Regions from separate parts of the Mus musculus genome. Here region 1 is linked to region 2. A link is a contact called in ENCODE Hi-C or POLR2A ChIA-PET data. All regions are on one chromosome and are shown on one strand. The core of a region is the stretch at or near the end of the contact, and the rest is flanking DNA. Distances in the headings are between cores, read along the strand shown.

Region 1 (6,448 bases), core at 2,612-5,111, 40 kb before region 2:
CACTCTCTTAGCACATCTTACCAAGATCCGGAGTTCACCTTCTAAGTCCAAGGACTTCCTAAAACACATTTTAGGTGTCCAAACCCCTCAGAAACTTCAATGCACCCCTCCCAAAACCCAAAAAGGAAAGTTCAAGTCCCCACAAGGTGTTCAAGATTCCATGCATCCCTCAGCCACATTCTCTTCCTCTCCTTCCTCAGCTTACCTTATGCAGCATACACTATGTCTCCAAATGGAATGCTTGAGCTTTTTGATCCTGACTGTCCAAGAACACCATCTCTGTTATTAACATTCTCTGCAGAGACTCATCTACACTTGGAGATAAGCCCTTTGTAGTTCAATCTTTCTGCCTCAGCCTGCCCCAAGTACCATAACTATAGGTGTATGCCACCATAACTAGAGCCCAGGATATAAGCTTACTTAGCAGTGAAACTTATTTTGGCCATGATTAAAGTAAATGTGTATGGCCAGGTATGATGGTGCATGCCTTTAATCTCTGCAACTGAAAGACAGAGGCAGGAGGATCTCTGTGAGTTCTAGGCCAGCATGGTCTACTGGGAGAGTTCCAAGAAAACCAGGGCTAGACAGTGAGATCTTGTCTCAAAAAATAAATAAGTAAAATATAGTCAATAAGATTGCATCTTATAGACCAGGCATGGTGGCACACACCTTTAATCCCAGCACTTGGGAGGCAGAGGCAGGTGGATTTCTGAGTTCAAGGCCAGCTTGGTCTACAGAGTGAGGTCCAGGACAGCCAGGACTATGCAGAGAAACCCTATCTCGAAAAAAAACAAACAAACAAAAATGCTGATAACCAGAACATTTCAGCTGGAGATGATATGGCCTATCAATGAGCATCAGCAATATCCAGATATTTTTGGTAGAGGTAAATGGACAGTTATGGTGGTAGATACTGCTGACATCTAAGTAAAGATCACACAATACACAGGACAGCCCCTAAAACAGTTGTGACTAAAAATGGCAATCATGCTGGGGCTGAGATATCCTTTCTGAGAGGTTTCTCTAGTACTGGGCCAAAATCTGAAGACCAACAAACACCTCTCTTTCTGCTTTTAACTCTTCTAGTTGCCTACCTTGCCTTGTTCTCTTTTCCTCCCCTCTCTGAACTCTCAGACCCCAAGAGTTCATGCTGTATATATAAGGAGACAGGAAATGCTGAGTGAGAAAGCCAGGAAGTACGATCCCCTCCAGTGCAGTAGGGCTTCTATTTATTCATCCAAAGGAAACTTGACTCTACCAGCTACTACTCTTCAGGACCTGGCTAGGAAGCCACTCCCCACCTCTCATTACCATCATCTTTAAAGGCATGCTTGGCAGTGACATGTAATAACACCATCTCCAAGGTAAAGGCAATATAGAGAAAGAGGGTGCCTTTAAATTAAAAAAAAAAAAAAGAGAAGTTTGCTTAAGTCTCAACATCTTTTATCATGAATAATCATCACTTAGATTTTTTTACTTAAAAAAATTTTCATGCCAGGTGGTGGTGGTGCATGCCTTTAATCCTAGGACTTGGGAGGCAGAGGCAGGTTGATCTCTGAGTTCGAGGCCAGCCTGGTCTACAGAGTGAGTTCCAGGACAGCCAGGGCTATACAGAGAAACCCTGGCTCAAAAAAAAACAAAAAACAAAAAAACAAAAACAAAAAAAATTTTTTCATACAGTATGGTTCTATCATATTCTTTCCCCTCCCCATCACCTAGATTTCAAATGAACTTTGAACCTTCTTGCCTCCAAACTTGTGTGTGTGTGTGTGTGTGTGTGTGTGTGTGTGTGTTTTCGAGACTGGGTTTCTCTGTGTAGCCCGGGCTGTCCTGGAACTCACTCTGTAAACCAGGCTGGCCTTGAACTCAGAGATCCGCCTGCCTCTGCCTCCTGAGTGCTGGGATTAAAGGTGTGCTCCACCACTGCTCGGACTAGGCTCCAAACTTTAAAATCTGTTCTTAGCTGAACTTCAGAATCATACTGTTTAATGTAGAGAGCATGTCGTACCCAGTCTACGTCTACGATCTTCCTTGTGAACGCCCCCTCCCCCTCCAAAAAAAAAAAAAAAAAAAAAAAAAAAGTTCGGCTGTGAATAAAAAGCACCCAGGACCAATTTTTTTTTAAATTTGGCCACGTGGATTTTTAAAAAGAGAAAAATGCATCTACTTGCCTTCTTTTACGCGGGCGCGCGCACACACACACAAAAACACACACACAACTGTAGCTCCCTCTAGATGCAATACAAAGTAGAAAGGAGGAAAGACCCTTCCTCTTTCAGCAGAGCTTGGCTGCTTCCTCGTGCTTCCTTCGGGTCCTTCCAGAGACTCAAGTACTAGCTGGGGGGAAAGGCTCTAGCTCTTCCTCACTCGCTCGGCAGAGAGCAAACAACCTCCTGCAGTAGTTCTCGACAAAACTGGATGCCACCGGCTGCTTTCTCCACCAGGGTGTAGGAATCTGCTATTTGAAGTCACTATCACGGATCCAAAGTCGCTTGTCTCCTGTGCACCACTGGCCCCAATCTTAGTCATCTGAAGCCCCAATCCTTACATTAAACGTGGTTCTTTCGTGGTCCTCCGTAGGACCTGAGCCCAGGCCCTTCCCATTCCAGGATCGCAATAGCCCGAGTGGGGGCACTGTCACAAACTCCAGGCCTCAGAAAGGGCAATACAGCCAGTAAGTATCTCATGCAGATTCACCGAGCCGCTGAAAGGCCACAAGGGGGATGTCGCCCCAGTTTCATACTCACAACCATCTGAGCACATACTGGATGGTGAAGCCGGATGGCAGCACCAGGTCGGTACCCAAGCCGGCTCACCAGAGCCAGGCATCCCAGATTAAGGGTGGGCGGCGCAGGACACAGCGCCATTGCCTGAGGCAAAGGCGGACTTCGCTGCAACCAGCCCGAAGCACGTGCCCGGGCTCGCCGGTGTCCCAGAGCCGGGGACAAAGTCTGCTCCTGCCCGTTCTGCAGCTCCAGCACCCGGCACCAGCGTCTGGACAAGGTGGGCAGGACTTGAGCACCGCCGCAAGCCAATCCCAGACCCCACCCCGATGCAGGTTCGGCCGCCCACGACTCCTGCGTGCACTCACCATTGTGGTTGACCCAGGTTGGCTTCAAGAGCTTCATTGTTCGGCCGCTGCCGGGCTGAAGCCAGAGCCGTGTCCCTCAGCACGCCTGGGCCATGGAGCTGCCGCAGCTTCCTCCCGCGCCGCCCGCCCTCCGGCCGCCGCCCACCCTTGCCCTCAGCGCCGCCGCGCCATCGCCGGCCCGTGCCCCCAGCCGCCGCCACAGCCGCCTCCTGCGCTCGGCCGCCGCCGCCGCCGCCACAGCCGCATCCCCTGCGCCGCTCCTCCTCCGGCGGCTCCCGGGCAACGCCGGAAGTCACGGCGCGCACCTGCCAAATCGCCCCGGCGGGAAACCGCTCCCTACGCGGACCGGGCCGCCTCGGTTCTTCGGTAGACAGGGGGGGGAGGACGGGGATACTCCGCTGCCACTGATGTGGTCGCCGATGAGGGTCGGTGTGAGCAGGCTGGCAAAGCCTTGAGATCCCGCCCGGCGATGCAGAACCAGGGTGGTGTGCAGATCTCTAGTTCTACCTCCGCGGCTCCGAGTCCAGCTTAGTAACTAGCTTCCGCCATCCATCAATTCGCGCTATTGGGCATCTCGCGAGCGCCAGCCGGGCGGGCGCCAGCATGCATCTAGCGGCAGACGGCAGCGGGCCCTGAGCTCGATTGCATGCATAAAAGAACTAGGCTGGTGAAGGATAGGGGGCCAGACGGGCGCATTTATTAGAAGAGCGGGGCGTTTTCATAGATGTAAACACATAGGCCAGGCGGAGCAGAGAGCAGGAAAACACCGCAGCATCCACAGAAGGCGGGACGCCCGCAAAAGGGCGCGGCGAAGCCACCGTTGCTTGCCCGGGGCGGGGCTGCGTCGGGGGCGGGGCCAGCTGCGGGCCCGCCTCTCGGAATCCCAGACCCGCGAGTTCCGGGCCGAGGCCTGCCAGACCCGACCGGGTACCTCAGGTCGGACCGCCCAGGGGCGTGCTCCCGGAAGCTGCCCGCCAGCGGGTGGCGTGAAAAACTATGGCTACCGGGGTGATGCTGTGTGCTGCGCGGGCTCTGCGGCCTCGGAGCTGGTGAGTGTAGCCGCGGGTGGCAGAATACCCAGGGCGCGTGCGCGGGCTTTGCCCCGTAGCTGCTCGCTAGTGCTCGCAGATTATTTCTGGGCATGAGCCTACCGCATCTGTTGCGGATGAAAATCCGAACTGGAAGTGTACTCACTTAACAGGCTATTTGCCTAACAAGTGTGAAGCCTAAGTCGTGCTTAAGTGGTGGCCTACTCCTGCAACCCCAGCACTATGGAGGTGGAGGCTAGGTCAGAAAGTCAAGGTCGTAACAGCTGCATACAAACCTGGCTATATTACACCCCATTTTTAAAAAGAAGAAAAAGACGCCGGGCGTGGTGGAGCACGCCTTTAAACCCAGCACTTGGGAGGCAAAGGCAGGCGGATTTCTGAGTTCGAGGTCAGCCCAGTCTACAAAGGGAGTTCCAGGACAGCCAGGGCTTTACAGAGAAACTCTGTCTCAAAAAAACCCAAAAAAAAAAAAAAAAAAAAAAAAAGGAAGAAGAGCAATGTGTTTTTAAAAATCCAAGGATATGTTTTATAGAAGGGACGTATAGTACAGTGGGAGGGGGTACTTTACTCAGTGGTCCACACTGAAGCATCCCTCCTTCCTTCCTCGAGGTACCAGTCATATACTAGACAGGTCTAGTATAGAATAGAGTTTATTTGTGGGTATGGGAAGGGGAATTGAGAAGAGAGTAGAGGCAGAGAAAGAGAGGGGACAGAGAAGGGGAGAGAGAGAGAGACAGAAAGAAACAGAGAGACGGAAGAAGAAGGAGAAGAAGAAGAAGATCCTGCCAGAGCAAGTAAAGGCTCTGCCCCAGTGAGAAACAGAGTTCTGTAAATTCCTCACTTTGACCTTGCTGGCCTAATACAAATGAACTAGACATGGTGGAGCAGCTGAGGCAAGAAAATTGTCTCAAGTTGCAAGATAGCCCGAATTAGGGAGACTTTTGTCTGAAAAAAATACAAAATAGATACTTACAAACATCCTCCGGGTTTTAGGAAGACCTATAGTTATGTGTATGTGCCTTCTCTTTCCCCAGATCTTTATACATACCCTTCTCTCCTTCAGGATCCCTGGAACCTGCCAGGCACACGTCAGACACACCCACCAGAGAGCTTCCTTACTGGCCTTCTGGGATCTCATCCCCATGAGGTAAAATCCAGCATAACCCTTAGCTCTTGGGGTATGAGAAACACGTGTATGCATATGACCAAAACAAAGCAAGAGTGCCCAACCTTGGGTTAGCAAGCAGATTTCAGTCTGTGGAACTAATAGTTAAATTTAAGTGGATGCCTCTGTCCTTTGAAGGAGCTCTGTACTATGATAGCATAGCATATATGTATTGCTACTTGAGTAGTTTAAATAAGTAGCAGCTAGATTTAAGGAGTCTTATGTGTTTCAAAGGGCATATCTTAACTTCTGTATTTCCATAGGCCTTGCTCTTCCCTGCTCATTCTGATTCACTGAGTGGGAGAAAGGTTCAAAGACTAATAATAGTTACTCTAGGAACTTTGGATGCTTTCTTGGGGCTTTATTTAGTTTATTGCTAAAAGGTTTGCTTTAAGGGTTTTTTTTTTTTAATGTTTATGTTCCTGACATATGTATACACATGTGTTTGGGGTGCCCAAAGCCAGTCAGGGGTTATAGCTCTCCTAGTTACAAACAGTTGTGAGCCCCTGATGTGGGTTCTGGGAACCAAACTCCAGTGTTTAAGATCTGCAAGCACTCCTTGTAACTCCTAAGTCATCTCTCCAGCTTCAAATTTGATTATTCCTAATGCCACATTTAGCCTGGGAAGTGTGTTCCTAAAAGTAAATCAGATACTTGCCAAAGCTTTAGGACATGGCTAATTTTGTAATGTGTTATGTCTACATGCATGGTGCCCACAAAGGCCAGAAGAGGGTCCCAGATCCCTTGGAACCAGAATCAATGATGGTTGTAAGCTGCCATGTGAGTGCTGGGAACAAAACCTAGATCCTCGGCAAGAGCAGCAAGTGTTCTTAACCACGGAGCCCTCTCAACACCCCAGAAACTGATTTAAAAAAAAAAAAATCTGGCAGTCATTTTTACTGTCCTGTCTCTTTTAGTCTTGAAGCATTTTGTAAATCACAAATTCATTTCAAATGTGAATGAGCTTTTACTCCCTTAGTTCAGCACGTTCACTTCTCAGGGCAGCTTTAAGATACACCTGAATCACAGACTGGCACTTCCAAGCTAAGAATGTAGCTTGGTTTATTGGATCCTTGCCTAGCATGCACAAAGCCTTAAGTTAATCCCCAGCACCAGAATACTGGGAGTAGTAGAAAATAACTA
Region 2 (6,511 bases), core at 773-3,272:
AATTACTGTTGGACTCTGCACAGGGTATGTGTAAAAGGTGCCCCCCATCCTGCCAGCTTCTTTCAGCCACTGCCAACAGACACTAGACAGTGTATTATGACAGGGCTGATCCTGGCAAAGTGTCAGGTGCTATGTAGGCCTCTTTACAAACATTCTTAAACTGGGAGCGGTAGTATTCCCAACAGTTGGCAGACAAAGCCAAAAGGATCTGAAGTTCCAAACCAGCCTGGGCTATACAGCCAGACCCCATCTCTAACATGATCACATGATCATTATTACTTAATAAGCAAATAGGAGCCGGGCAGTGGTGGCACACGCCTTTAATCCCAGCACTTGGGAGGCAGAGGCAGGAGGATTTCTGAGTTCCAGGCCAGCCTGGTCTACAGAGTGAGTTCCAGGACAGCCAGGGCTATATAGAGAAACCCTGTCTCGAAACAAAACAAAACAAAACAAAACAAAGAAGCAAATAGGGGCCTAGTATGTGGGTGAATGCCTGTAGTCCCAGCACTCAGGAGATGGAGACGTCCAAGTTCAGAGAGATCCTGCCTCAGTATATAAGGTGGGAAGTGACTGAGGAAGATGCCTAATGTCAACAGAGGGTCTCTCTACATGCAATGTGTGCACATATATACACACGCATGCCACGCACTCGCACACACAAAGACTTTTTAAAAAGGCTTGTAAGGACTAGAGAGATCCCTCAGCAGTTAGAGGCTGCTTTCCAGAGGACTGGGATTCGGTTCCCAGCACTCAAACATCAGCTTACAACCATCTGAAACTACAGTTCCAGAGGACCCTCAGGCAGTAGATTCACATGGTACAGATAAATATGCAGGAAAAACACACATAAAATAAGAATAAAAGTACTTTAAAAACTATATAGAAGCCTAGTGGTTGTGGCACACGCTTTTAATCCCAGAATTCAGGAGGCAGAGGCAGACGGAACTCTGAGTTCAAAACCAGCCTGGTCTACAGTGAGTTCCAGGACAGCCAGGGCTATACAGAAAAACCCTGTCTCAATCACAACAACAAAAAAAAATAAATAAAAAAAAATAAAAATAAAATAAAGAAATAATTGCTTCTGTGTTCTGAGTTTCCCGGTGAATTGCTTCTCCATGACCCTGGCCATTTCTCTATTCAGAAACATCTTTGTTTCTTACACTAATTTATGATAGCTGACATATAGTTACAGACAGTTAAGTTTCCAGTCTTTTGCTTTCCGCCATGTTTTTTACTTTCGCCATGTCTACATGGCTATCTAGAGTAAGTAGAGGTTTCTTCACATCTCCCTCGAAAAGGTCCAGCAACAGCCTCCATACTTGTCTCTGTCCTCTACAGTACCCTTCACACTCTCAGGTCCAGACTGACCTGCCAAAGATAACTCAATTCACAAGTACTGGAACATTTTTAGGTGCTCTTGGACTCATTCTTATGCCCTCTATAGCCCACCCTCGTGCTCCAGACACGTTGGCTTTTCTCTTCCTCCGTCCTATCCCCAAGGGCTGGGTGAAGGCAAGCTTGCTGTCAAGCTGATGACTCTAACGCTATAAGGTTACTCTCTCCAAGCCTCTCTATACTTCCCTTCCTTCTGCGCCCCCCTCCCCGCGCCGCCCCACCCCGTAACTGAGGCTGTCTAAAGTCTCGTTGATAACGCAGTTTGGTACTCAGGAGAGAAACACGAGAGAGTTGCCCCAAGGATCTGCGCATACATCCACACCCAGCCCGCACCTGGGCCTCGGCGCTGCGGCTCTCCTCCCACTCGCGGCAGTTAGTCAGGTCGCGGAGCCACTGCCTGCAATCCGGCCGCTTGCCGTGGACGTAGTAGTGGTGTAGGACGTGCCCGACGCTGCGGCAGAGCTCCCACTCGGCGCGGTAGACCTCGCACGGCCGGGGAGGCTGCGGGGAGAGACAGCGGAGAGCGCGGGCAGCCCCCAGGGCCTGATCCCACCCAGCCCAGGAGCCCAGGAGCCAAGCACACTCACCTGCCAGCTCCCTGCGACCGCCATGTCCAGGCCCCGTGTGACTGACAGGGACATGAACCAATGAGCTCCAAGCAAACGCGCACTAAACAGGACGTCTGCACTGAGTGGCTGATAGTCAGAGGCCACACTACCTGGTGTCTAGCCGATGGCTTGGCTTCAAAGTCACATAAGGTATTAATTAGCATTCGGAAAAAACAGGAGTTCTGGTCAGTTCTCCCAGTTTTTTATTTTTCAAATCCGTATGTGGTTCAGTTTTTGAAGTACAGACTCTTGAACTCTTGAGTAACCCACCTGGCGGACTGAAATTGCAGGTATGTAGCCTGAGCATACACAGAGTGTAGGTGAGCTTGATTTGGTGTATGGAGAGGAGGAAGGCAGTGCAGGATGACTAAGGGTGAAAGAAGTTCTCCTAGAAGTGACAGGCTCAGGGTTGCACACCTTTAATCCCAGCATTCAGGAAACAAGAGCAGGGACATCTCAGTGAGTCAGTTCTAGACCAGAAAGGAATATATATATATATATATATATATATATATATATATATTAGTGAGACCCTGTCTCAAAAAGGAAACAAACCCAACAACAAAAACAATTTAAAAAAAAAAAAAAAAACCTAACTGGAGATCATAAGGTGAGATGACTCAGCTGTAGAGAAACTTGTGAACAGAACCAAGGACCCGAGTTTGATCCCTCCTAGTTTGATCCTTCTAGGCGACAGAAGGGACTCCTGAGCACTGTACTCTTATCTACACATGCAGTCACATTTTTATTAGTGCACTTGTGTGTATAACTATGTATGTGCAACACATATACTTAGATCATCTGGAACTGGAGTTACAGTTATAATTACAGGCTATGAGCCACCATGTGAGTGCTGGGAAGCAAACCTGGATCCTCTGCACGAACAAGTGCTTAACTGAGCTCTTTCCAGCCTGACCAAGTTAGCTAACAGAATCCTACAAATGAAAGCTGTCTTACTGCTAGGGAAACTGAGACAGCCCCATAGGACAGGTCGGGCAGGTTACCACAGCATTTATGCCTTCCAGAGCCACATTTGGCCAGTAATGATGTATGTGCCAGAGTTAGGAGCCAATTAAGTTTATGGATATTTCTAAGAGCAAATGGACACACTCTGGAACTACAAACATAGAGGGAAAGTGCACCCTCCATGAGGACCTTGCTAGGCCTGACCAGCTCCACTCCAAGCATCAGGGAGTGACATCCATCCCTACAGCCTCCACAAGTCTCGGAAATAGTCTCTAACGACAGGATGAAGTAGGGTGCTGCTGCAAGGGGGCCTTCCTATGACTTCTGGCTAGTGGCCCATACCACCAATCTACAACATACCATATCAAACTAGAGGCGAGTTTTAATCAGTTTATTTAATTCTTCAATAAGAATTATTCTCAGGGAACAAATTTTAAATAGCTGGATCAGCATGTCAAAAGACCTTACATCATACAAAGTGCAGATCTGAAGACAATAAAACAGTAAGAAAATGGGGTATGGGGGAGCCTCAGTGGCAGAGTGTGTGGCATGCTTAATATTCACGAGGTTCTGGTTCAATCCTAGCACTTGAAAAACAGACAAACCATCAGAACCTTGGGTAATAAATGTAGCGGAGGGCGGGCAGTGGTGGCGCACACCTTTAATCCCAGCACTTGGGAGGCAGAGGCAGGTGGATTTTTGAGTTCAAGGCCAGCCTAGTCTACAAAGTGAGTTCCAGGACAGCCAGGGAACTCTGTCTTGAAAAGCCACAAAAATAAATAAAAATAATAATAAAAAATAAATGTAACGGGGGCACGTTACTCAAGCATGTATTCATTCTGCCTTTCATATCTGGCTTCATCATGGAATTCACTGAGAGCGAGCAGATTAAAATGAGAGCGCTTTCATCTGGATGAGATCCCTTCTGAGTCACTGTAAATAAAAACAGAGGCCATCTTTGTCTGGTACTCAAGTGCTGGCCTGAGTAGCCATGATGGGCTAAAGACACTGCACCATGAACAGACATGGGGAAGAAGAGTGAGTCAGGAATCGGGAGCTGCTCTGCTGAGGCTGTGAGGGCCCTGAAGCTGGAGTTAGGGAGTGGAGGAGGCCACCACCTAGAGGACCCCAGCGCTCTCTCCCCCAGATCAAGCACACAACCTCCAAGTTCTGCTGCTTTGTATCCAGGACAAGCTTGATAGTTCTCAGGTAACTTTAAACAAACCATAAATAACAGAGTATCTCTGAACTTGTCAGAGCCAGTAACTGTAAGCCAGGTGCAATCGGATCTTTTATTTTCCAGTCAGCCAACAGTTTTAGACTTAGGGCTTTCTTCCCTTCTTACGCAGTGACTGTCCTTCTCCAGAGAAAGCAATGAATCTGCCTCCAGCTTCATCCTAGGTATGAAAATAGGATATTATTTTCAGAAACTCCTCAAAGTTTACAATAACCACTTTATTCCATGGACTTGTGTGCCATCCATCTACTTTCCCCACTTCATTAATCATAATAAGAAGTGCCCTGGGGGGGGCTGAAGAGATGCCTCAGGGGTTAAAAGTGTGTGCTGCTCTTTCAGAGGACCCAGTTCAGTCTCCAGCACCCATGCTGGGCAGCTCACAATTGCCTCCAACTCCAAGGGATCTGACTCCCTCTTCGGGGCTGCCAGGGCACCTGCACACACAGGGCAAACACACACACATAAATAAAATAAGCATCAAATGTCCCTGCATTTATGGCATTGAGAACCCCACAGATGATAGCTGTGTGAGTCCACCACCACCTTTGTGTTTAGATTTACTGTACAACCTCTCCACAACTTATGGAGGCAGTTATGTCTTAAGAAGCCATTTTCAGCTGAAGTTATCATTAAGTTGGAAAGACATTTCATACACCTCCCTTCCAAATACCCCAACTCAATTACAAACCACACGGCAGTGTTCTGGTAGTCTCCCCCTTGTGACCATATGAGGGAAGGGAGCCTGTGGCTCCGTGCTGCCATCTAACACTCAGAAAGGATCCCACTACCCATTAGCCTAGGAAATAACCAAAATTCAAAACTCTAAGCACAATTTCTATTGAACATCTATCACTATCATATCACTAGAAAGTTGAAAATCCTAAATTGAACCATGATAGCTTGGGAACCTTTTACACAATAATCGCTTTGTATTTCTAAATTTTTGCGTGTACAGGTGTTTTGTCAGCATACATCTGTGTAAAATATGCAGAAGGGGGCCCCAGATTGCCCCTAGGACTGAAGTTGCAGAGGATTTTGAGCCACCATGTCAGTACTCTCAGAAGATGTCAGTGCTCTCAGAGCTTTGCCAAGGCTCCAGCCCCACAGCAACTGATTCAAAAGTAAGCACAATGCTCCAAGGAAAAAAGTCACTCTCAACTGCAACAACCCAAAATAGGAGTGTTTCCACTCACTTTTCTGCACGTGTTTACTTAACTCCTAAATCTCAAACCTGTGAGTTTCTAATCTAAATTCTCTTACTTCCTGGTTGGCACTGCAGAGGTTAGTGGCTCACTGTCTGCACACAGCTCTGATTTTGTTTTGTTTTGTCTTTTTTTATTTCTAGAAGGGAATTCCTAGCTTAAAAGATGCACTTAAAAACAAACAAACAAACAAACAAACAAAACCCTTTGTATATTCCGATCAGCGTTAGGAACACTCACAATCAATTCTTTCATGAGCAGATTTGTTTCTTTAACACTACAAAAACAGTAGGTTTTACCCGACATGCTTTTAACTGCTCAGTATCTGCGACGTTACCTCTTGGTTTCCTAAGATAGTCGCAGCTTCTAAAACACATCGTCACACCTGCTGCACCCTGAGGTCATTCCATGCTTCTGTGCCAAGCGCCGAAGTGCAGAGCCTATGTGAGCTCTAGAATGCAGGCCTCTGCCACACAGCCTTCTGTCTGTCCTACTTCTCTCTCTTCCATCCATCTGAGCACAAGACTTGACCAATTTCGTCTGTTTGAACGTATATCTCAAGCTAGGACTTGCCATTTTCTTGACCGAGAGCCCAGACTGGCTCCCATCAGTGCTGGGAGGCAGTGCGAGTTGCCACTGGCTCTAGCTATTTCTACTTCCTTTCTTCAGTGAGGTATACTGTAGAATGTCTTTTAAGTTAGGATAGATGACAGTCTTCCATTTTATTGACAAAAATGATGGACTGGGCGTTAGGTCTATCTTGTACTTTATAAATTATAAAATGGTAATAGTTAAGTAGCGTCCCAAGAAAAGCTTCTCAAAGGTGTCTTTGTTTTGAGGGCTTACATGTCAGAAAATACTTTTGTTCTGAACCTGGTTGAACCTGATGGTAGCTCAGCTAGTGAGCCAGCCTGGTAGAGCTGCCATGTCAGTCACCATAGACTTAGTGGCTAAAATAGCACATTAATTTATGAGCATTCTGGAGATGAGAAGCTGAGACCAAGGTGTCTTCAGACCCCTCTGGCTTGAAAAATGGCCCTTTTCTGCCTGTGCCTGGCCTTTCCTCTACATGGTTACATTTCCCTTTCCTGTGAAAATTAGAA

Evidence for each region. A loop is a pair of places that touch in the nucleus more often than their neighbours do. ChIA-PET counts read pairs that join two places held with the same protein, here RNA polymerase II (POLR2A).
Region 1: a map of heart shows a loop between it and region 2 (5-fold over the local background). The contact joins the promoter of Hira here to the promoter of 2510002D24Rik in region 2. A Hi-C loop is called at or near these places in 3 of 37 maps with a recorded cell type or tissue (heart and left cerebral cortex). POLR2A ChIA-PET finds 5 or more read pairs at or near these places in 5 of 5 experiments (Patski and embryonic stem cell).

Annotation. Positions count from the first base shown.
Region 1 is chr16:18,874,163-18,880,610 of GRCm38, reverse strand. It overlaps Hira (histone cell cycle regulator), which reads right to left and starts at 3,861. Exons shown (of 25, transcript NM_010435.2): 1 at 3,092-3,861. The coding sequence starts at 3,128. Mrpl40 (mitochondrial ribosomal protein L40) reads left to right here and starts at 3,974. Exons shown (of 4, transcript NM_010922.2): 1 at 3,974-4,140; 2 at 5,204-5,287. The coding sequence starts at 4,088.
Region 2 is chr16:18,832,091-18,838,601 of GRCm38, reverse strand. It overlaps 2510002D24Rik (RIKEN cDNA 2510002D24 gene), which reads right to left and starts at 2,022. Exons shown (of 3, transcript NM_001033164.2): 1 at 1,983-2,022; 2 at 1,729-1,896. The coding sequence starts at 2,006. Ufd1 (ubiquitin recognition factor in ER-associated degradation 1) reads right to left here. Exons shown (of 12, transcript NM_011672.4): 12 at 3,341-4,366. The coding sequence ends at 4,292.